Regions from separate parts of the Homo sapiens genome. Here all the other regions are linked to region 3. A link is a loop called in an ENCODE intact Hi-C map of the cell type or tissue named here. Cell type or tissue: OCI-LY7. All regions are shown on one strand.

Region 1 (2,500 bases), 890 kb before region 3:
TAAGAAGGGCATCGCTAAGCCTGATGAGTGCTTTGTTTAGAATTCCCAGCTACCCTGGATTCCTCTCCAACCTCATGAACAGCTTCAGAAAAGAGGATCAGGACAACCGATGCTCCTCTCATTGAAATGCCCGGATGTGGCAGAGAGGCAGGAAATATTTTGGGTCTGAGGACAGTGAGGATCATCACTGAGATGATCCTGCCCAAATGAAAACCACTCAGGGCCTCCAAGGGAGTTCAGCCATCAGCTCACTGGACTAGGTTTGGGATGCAACACTGACCTGCCCCGACCCAGAGTCATAATGAGCCAGGCCACCTCCACCCACTGGGTCAGCTCATCTCCTCTTTATCTTTTCTCCTTCTGACCTGTGAGTACCCAGATCAGGGTGGACAAGTAAGAGACACATAGCAAGGTCTTATGTGAATACAGTGACTCTACCTTACGACGTTTTTGGGAGATACAAAGGTACTTAGAGGAGCTCAGTTTCCAAAGCAGTGCTCCAGGAAGCTGGAAATCTGCACTATGCTCTGGGCTCCTCTCCTCCATCTCCACCCTCACTATTCAGGTGAGAAAGAACCTTATGTCGGGGGATCCACACCCAGCTCTGCTCCATACCCCCTCACTCTCTGGCTCACTGGGTTGTAAACCTGCTCTCATGGCCCTCTCTGTCCCCCTGCAGTGTCTGTGGCCCAGGCAGGGCAGACTCAGCAGCTCTCTGTATCCAAGGGCTTGGGATAGACAACCACACTCACCTGCACTGGGGACAGCAACAATGTTGGCAAAGATGGAGCTGTCTGGCCGCAGCAGCACCAGGGCCATGCCCCCAAACACCTGATCAACAGGAAAAACAGCCAACTCTCAGGGATCTCAGAGAGATTCCCTGGCTCCCGGTTAGGAACATGGCATCTCTGACCATCTCTGGCCTCCAGACCAAGGACAAGCCTGCCTATTACTGCTCAGCCTGGGACAGCAGCCTCAGTGCTCACACAGCGCCTCAGGGGAAGTGAGACGAAAACTCAGGAGCTCCCCTAGCTTCACTCGGTATGCGGGGGCGTCATAGAGCACTGTTTAAACTAAACCAAAAATGACAAGGGCTGGTTTCCACGTGACAAAGTGTGTGCTATTCAAAACTATTAAAAATAATATCATAAGTTAAAATAACTAAATCTGCAGTATTAATGAATATTTATAGGAAACATTGTTGTGAATATATTTGTGGCTAGATACTTACATGAACATACACATGCATTAATCAGTAGTAAAAATGAATGCAAGGGTAAACTAAGGAAATATTTATTTTCCCAGATTTTCCTTCTCTTTTATTTGGAGATGCTGGACTAAATGCTCAGAGGTTCCGGTGGTCTGCCTTTGAGTGTGTGTTCAGCAGGGTCACCTCAAGCTTATCCCACCTTCTTATGACCTGGGCCCATGCCTGTCCTCTCATTAGAATCCCCTTTCCCTCTGTCACAGAGCTCTCTTTATTCCTTCTACAGACCCAGACTTGTTCCTCACACTTAGTTGAGGCTTCCTGGGCCCCACGTCCCTGTTTGCCCCCAACACCCACACAAGACAATGATCCCATGTGTGTGCTCTTGTTGTGCCCTTTCCTTATCCTCTGACATACCTCAGGCAGTATCTGGAAAGAACAAATGAAGTGGGAGCGTTAGCTTGTAGTTGAAAATGATTTTTGATATTTTGGGGAAAATATCTGGTTTAAAGATAGTTTTCCATCGAGATAAAAATGCATGTGTGACAGCACCACATTTCTAATGGCGGACCAAAGCCCCCCACATCTTTGCCCCCCACATGGCTCCAGGGACATTGACTTGTTAATATACAACCCAGGAGAGAGCACTGTGTCCTATGCAACTGCAATGCAGAGGCAGGTTTCTGCCCGCTCCTCCAATGAAGTGAGTAGCAACCCCAACCCCATCTTCACCCATCATTTAGATGACCCCCATACAACCACAACATAGAAACACATTGATCAAAGGGCCTTTTTCTCTTTGCAGAGACCCCTATTTGTTTATTTGGCATGTGAGATTTTAGACTTTTACCAACAATTAAAATATACTTTATTAGAAAAGTTACACTTCTTAAGAAACTCTGATTCTTACTGTGAAGTTAATACCTAATGCATCCTATAAGCATAGTAAGTGGAAAATTGTTCTGTAAGGAGAAGATTAATCAATGAAATAAAATACAAGTATTTGAGAGCAATCTAATAGGTAAAAGATTAGAGGACATAATTGTGAATGCCAGGTGCAATATAAAGGAAATGTGGGCCGGGCATGGTGGCTCAACCCTGTAATCCCAGCACTTTGGGAGGCCGAGGTGGGCGGATCACCTGAGGTCAGGAGCTCGACACCAGCCTGGCCAACATGGAGAAACCCCATCTCTACTAAATATACAAAAATTAGCCAGGTGTGGTGGTGCATGCTTGTAGTCCCAGCTACTCAGGAGGCTAAGGGAGGAGAATCACTTGAACCCAGGAGGCGGA
Region 2 (2,500 bases), 770 kb before region 3:
TGATTCCAGCAAGTCTGATGCTTTTAACTTGGTGCATCATTATTAGGGAAGCCACTCCCTCTAAATCCTCAGAAGATGCCCCCAAGGAGTTCCCGGATCCCAAGGTGCAGGATCAACCTCCCAGTAAGGAAGGCTCTCTGGGCCCCATCACTGTTCATCTGTTCTACTTTAATCCTAAGAACCTTGAGCCTTCATTATTTCCCCTTTCTGCTTATTTGGCTGGAACGTTGCTGGAATGCATCTCAGTTCTTTGGGGACTAGAGGGATAAAAAGCACAGCCCATAGAAAGCTTTCACCTGGTTAAGTAGCATTTCCTAAGAGCCACGAGGGCATCTGCTCACTGCTCACTGCTCATCCTTGCATCATAATGGGTTCCTGGACCCTGGGCTCTCCTGGCTCATTGAGTTTACCAATCCCTCCACACTCCACTCATTGCTAGGGCTGGCTAGAGGGAAGGATAGTAATTGTCCAATAGGGAGATAGTTTTAGGGGGGATTACAGAAACTACTCCCCATAATCTTTGTTGATAACATCTTCATCTTGATGTTTGCTCCCCAGGATCTGATTGTGACAGTGGAAGTCTGACACTTGAAGAAATGTAGGTTTACCCTTCTGAAAGGCCTGGCCCTGGCTTGGCCTAGGGCTGGAAGGAAGAGGTGCTGAGCTTTGGGCAACCAAGGCACAGCTGTCAAGGGGCTGAGCTCTCTGCAATGTGGGCCTCCTGCAGAGACATCCCTAGGGAGGCTGAGACCTGACGATGATGCAGAAAAGCAAATTGAAGTGAGCAGGGGATGGTCTGTGGGGGAATCAGATGACAGGTGGGGGGCCAGATGTGATACAGATGGTGCAACATGAAGAAAAGTGTCTTTTGTGATTGTTCTGAGGAGAAGGGCTCAGTGCTAGAGCAGTGATAATGAGGCAGGAGCTGGGTCCTGAAGCCACAGGGGAACCAGGTCTTGGGTCTTTTTCTGAGGGTCCCTAGGGAAGATCACATGACAACCAAGTCCCATGTTATATGTCCAGTGCTCGGTATCCCAGATGCTGTCCCTCCCAGAGCCTCTGGGTGTCCTCGTCCCACTCTTCCCTGTGATCTGTTTTCAGCTCCAGGAGCAGGTTCATACTCTGTGCCAAGAGTGGGGCTTGCATGGCTGAGTGGAGAACAGATTTGCAAGAAGATCCCACCTTGCAGTCTGGCTCTGTGTCCTGGGTGTGGGTGGTAACTGAGGAGATGTAGGCATTTGGGCTCCACTAGAGACCACAGGGAGCAGAGCTCACAGGGGCTCCCCACAACCCGGGCTCCTCCCTTCATCCTCCTCCCATTGCCTTCCTCACTGGGGTTCGGGCCAGGGGAGAACCCAGGGCTGCTTCAAGGGCCCTGCTCTGCAACCATGGTCTTTATCCAAGTCATTGTCTCCAAACTCTGTAAGGGCTTTCTCTGAAACTGTAGGAGCATTTTTTTTCCATATGCCCAAGGCAGGCTTACAGGGTGCTGACCCCACCCCTTAAAAGTGCTAATAGTCTCTCAATGCTCAAGACAGGAGGGAGAATTAGGAATCAGGAGCCTACCCAGAGCTTCCCTCTTTCCTCACTTTCAAAATTGCACTGTGTCTAGACATAGAATTTATGCCTGGGTTGGGAAATATTTATTTACTTATTAATGTATTCATTCATTAATCTCACTTTCTGCAATCTGTGTAAGTGAGGGGCAGAAGGGAAGAGGGGCACAGAGGGAGAGGTTGAACCCAAGGGCAGGTCCTGGCAGTCTGGGCACAGGCTCTGATCAGCCAGGGGGAAGGAAGAGGGAGCAGCTCCTGGTGCCCTGGAGGGAGGGGATGCCCTGTCCCTGCTGGGCCTCCCACTTCGTTGTACCCAGGGAATGCTTTTCAGAGAGGCAGAGCTCTTAGCAGAGTCCCGTAAACCATACAGTGAGTTGGGCAGGTGAGTCCAGGGGTAGGGGCTGTGTGGAGACCTGAGACCAGGTGTGGCCTGGCATGGACACTGCCCAGCTCCATTCTTTTAGGGAGGACAAAGTGGACAGAGGAAGAGACAGGAGACATGGGTGTGTCTGAGCTTTGGGCAGCAGGGGATGCTGTGGCCTAGCCCTGAGGGCTGTGCTGTGGATCCCAGCTGGGAGCCACCCCCTGGTCCTGGCCTGGAGCCCTCTGTCCCCTGCTCACTGGGACTAGCAGCTGTGTCCTCACAGGTCCCTGAGTACCCACAGAATAGCCACACCCAGGTCCACACTCTCCCGGGGTTAGCTTTCCAGGCAGAGGTCAAGAGTCAGAACCCAAGGTGGGGTTTAGACAGCCCAGGAGAGGAGGCTGGTTTGCAAGTCCCTCCTAACCCCCTTCGCCCTGAACTGCTGGAAGGATAGGAGAGACTTGAAGAATCCAGGCCCACCTGAGGGTCCTCAGGACACAGCTGTGTGGCGGGTCCCCACCATGGCCTGGGCTCGTGGCCTCTTTCCTTTTCTCCTTCACTGCTCAGCTGGCTGGGGCCA
Region 3 (2,500 bases):
GACCTGTGTGGAGGGGCCCGTGTGGAGGGCGCTGTGTGGTGGGACCCGTGTGGAGGAGCCTGCATGGAGAAGACCTGTATGGAGGGTGGCTGTGTGGACCACTGCCCTCTGCCAGAGACCAGATTGTTCACTTCCTCCACCATTCCACAGCTCCAGCCCCATTTCAGGGGTGCAGAAAAGAGGCCTGAAAGCAGCATGGATGAGAGTTAGGGCTACAGGCCCTGATGGCCATTCCTTCCCTGTGCCTTGGGAGATGCAAGGAAGGAGGGTGGCTGCAAAGGCCTGTGGGAGCCCAGAGCACTGTTCTTCCCAAAGGGGCATCTGCCCTGGGAGCCCAGACCTCAGTGTCAGACAGAGAAGGGGTCCCCCCACCATGCTCAGCCCTCATCAACCCTTGACCTTGAGCAATCTGCTTCTCTTCTGTAGCCCTCAGTTTCCTCATCTGCCCAAGGGGGTGATAAGAGTCCCTCCCCACAAGGTAGGTTTGCGGATTGAGATGATGCCTAAGCTGTGCCTGGCCTATGGGGACCCTCACCTACCCTCAGTCATTGCTCTTGCCTGGGCCTGCGGGTGACACTGTGTGAACCTGGGCAAATGCCTTTGCCTTCCTGGGCCCAGCCTTCCCTCTGGTCAAGGAGGAACTGGGTCAGGGACCCCGAGTGCCAGCCATTCAGGAAACCAGCAGATTCCTGGGTGAAGGGGTTGGCCAGGGAGGCCTGAGATGGGAGTAGGGTGGGGGCCAGGCCAAGGGATGGGGTTGGGGGATGCGCTTTCCCAGCTCTGGTGGCCCTGCCTGCAGCTGGCCACCCCTGGAAATCCCCAGGCTAAATTTAACCCCAAGTTGGCTGAAACCAGAACTCAGAGTGACAAAAGGAGAAAAATAAGAGGAAGAGAAACTGAGCTCATGGCCACCCGGGCATGGGATGAGTGACAAACAGGCCCAGGTGTGGCCCAGGAGGAGCATGGGGCAGTTTCAGGGCTGCTGCTGGATGTTTGTGCAGCTCACAGGTGGGGGCAGTAGAGCCTGCGCCCCACCCCACCCCCTCCTAGTCCAGCCCCTGGGCCTGATGCTGCCCCCTGGCTGCCTCCCCACACCCTGAGCTCCATCCTGGGTCCCAGGGTCCACCAGAAGGCATCTCAGAACCAGCCAGCAGTGGCCCTGATTGTCAGCAGGACCCCAGGGAGGGGGGTGGCCAGGACAGGGCTCTGAAGCCCCCACCCCAGGACCTTCCCTGGGCAGAACGAGTTGGTGAGGGAGTGATGAGCAACCACAGGCCTCCTAACTTCCCAAGCTGGCGATTCTGAGAGGCCTCAAGGCTGAGACACGGTTCAGCCTTTTAGGCCCTCCTGAACGTGTCCCCTGTCTCCACAGCCTGGGAATGCACTCTCTTTTGACCCAGAAATCCTGCTCATAAGAATTTATCATGGAGATGCCAGAGAGCCAGTGCATGTGGATGTTAGCCAGGGAGCTAACAGCAAAACGTGACAGAAAAGAGCCCGAGAGCAGATGCCAGCCTCACATCCACATCCCCAGATGGCCTTGGAGAAGGGCCATAGACAGATGTTCACAACAGGGCAAGAAGAAGTGAGGAAAGAAGTTCCCATCTTTGTGATAAGCCCATGATTTCATGCAGAAAAAGATCTGGAAGGCGCCATACCAACGCGCTAACAGGGCCTCTTGGGCAGTGCAGGATCAGAGACTTGCTTTGTATTCTTATTTAATTTTTCCTGTTTTCAGATTTTATAATCGGAGAACAAAACATTAAGCCAATTTAAGATGTAAGATCCTATAAAAATGCTGTATTCGATGATGCGAATGGCATCTGAAAAGCCTTGAACATATTATCCCAAAGAGGCCACCAGATAAGACGTGACCTGTGTGTGCATGAATCCCTGCATTTTTATCCATACCTAGATGCACATCCGTATCCACATCTATTCCCCGGGGCTACCGGTTGCGGGGGTAAACTGTAGGTAATATTGGTTTTCATTTTGTACATCTAACTTTTTTCATTTTTTGACAATCATTATACATTTATTATTATGAAAAATAGAAGGTTTTGTCACTTAAATCAACATGTTTATTCCAATTCACTTAACATTCAGCAAATATTTCTTGTGTGTCTGCTACACCCACAACAGTCAGGGTGCAGGGTTTGAGATTACACTGATGAGAAGACAGAGTGTTCTCTCTTGAGGAGTAGTACAATGGGGGATTATATGGAAGAGGTCACTACGATCCTAACATGGATTCGCATCCTGTATGTCTTAGGTGCTGCCCAAAGCCCGAAATTGTCTCACAGCTCCAGCCAGCTCAGAGGCAGGAAGCCCAGGGAAAGTTGCTGAGTCATAAAAATGGAAAGAGAGGGCATTCCAGGGGGGATGAGTACCTAGCAGCCGACATTTAGCAAAGAGGATTGGAAAATGAACCCCCCCTTAAAATACAGTTAAACACAGAGGAGGGAGCAACTGCAAACAAAAAGTTTAAGCGATTTCTGCA

What was found. Hi-C counts contacts between places; a loop is a spot of excess contacts. Peaks named below come from ENCODE experiments on the same cell type or tissue, not always from the same donor. Only the 100,000 strongest peaks of a DNase experiment are listed, where the experiment ranks them.
Region 1: a loop joins it to region 3, with 5 times the contacts of the local background. A loop is called at or near these places in 2 of 110 quality-filtered maps.
Region 2: a loop joins it to region 3, with 10 times the contacts of the local background. A loop is called at or near these places in 2 of 110 quality-filtered maps.

Annotation. Positions count from the first base shown.
Region 1 is chr22:22,042,930-22,045,429 of GRCh38, forward strand. It overlaps the pseudogene PRAMENP, IGL and the pseudogene IGLV10-67. Among named protein-coding and RNA genes, the nearest start is that of TOP3B, 61 kb to the left of the region's middle. In OCI-LY7, CTCF peaks have their summits at 1,057 and 1,260; DNase peaks (open chromatin) are centred at 172, 353, 1,032 and 1,882; H3K4me3 peaks cover 2,500 bases; H3K27ac peaks cover 2,500 bases.
Region 2 is chr22:22,163,982-22,166,481 of GRCh38, forward strand. It overlaps IGL. Among named protein-coding and RNA genes, the nearest start is that of VPREB1, 80 kb to the right of the region's middle. In OCI-LY7, CTCF peaks have their summits at 1,085 and 2,073; DNase peaks (open chromatin) are centred at 430, 750 and 2,100; H3K4me3 peaks cover 2,500 bases; H3K27ac peaks cover 2,500 bases.
Region 3 is chr22:22,934,863-22,937,362 of GRCh38, forward strand. No RefSeq gene overlaps it. Among named protein-coding and RNA genes, the nearest start is that of IGLL5, 48 kb to the left of the region's middle. RefSeq lists an enhancer at 596-975. In OCI-LY7, CTCF peaks have their summits at 1,102 and 1,317; DNase peaks (open chromatin) are centred at 99 and 909; H3K4me3 peaks cover 1,197 bases; H3K27ac peaks cover 2,410 bases.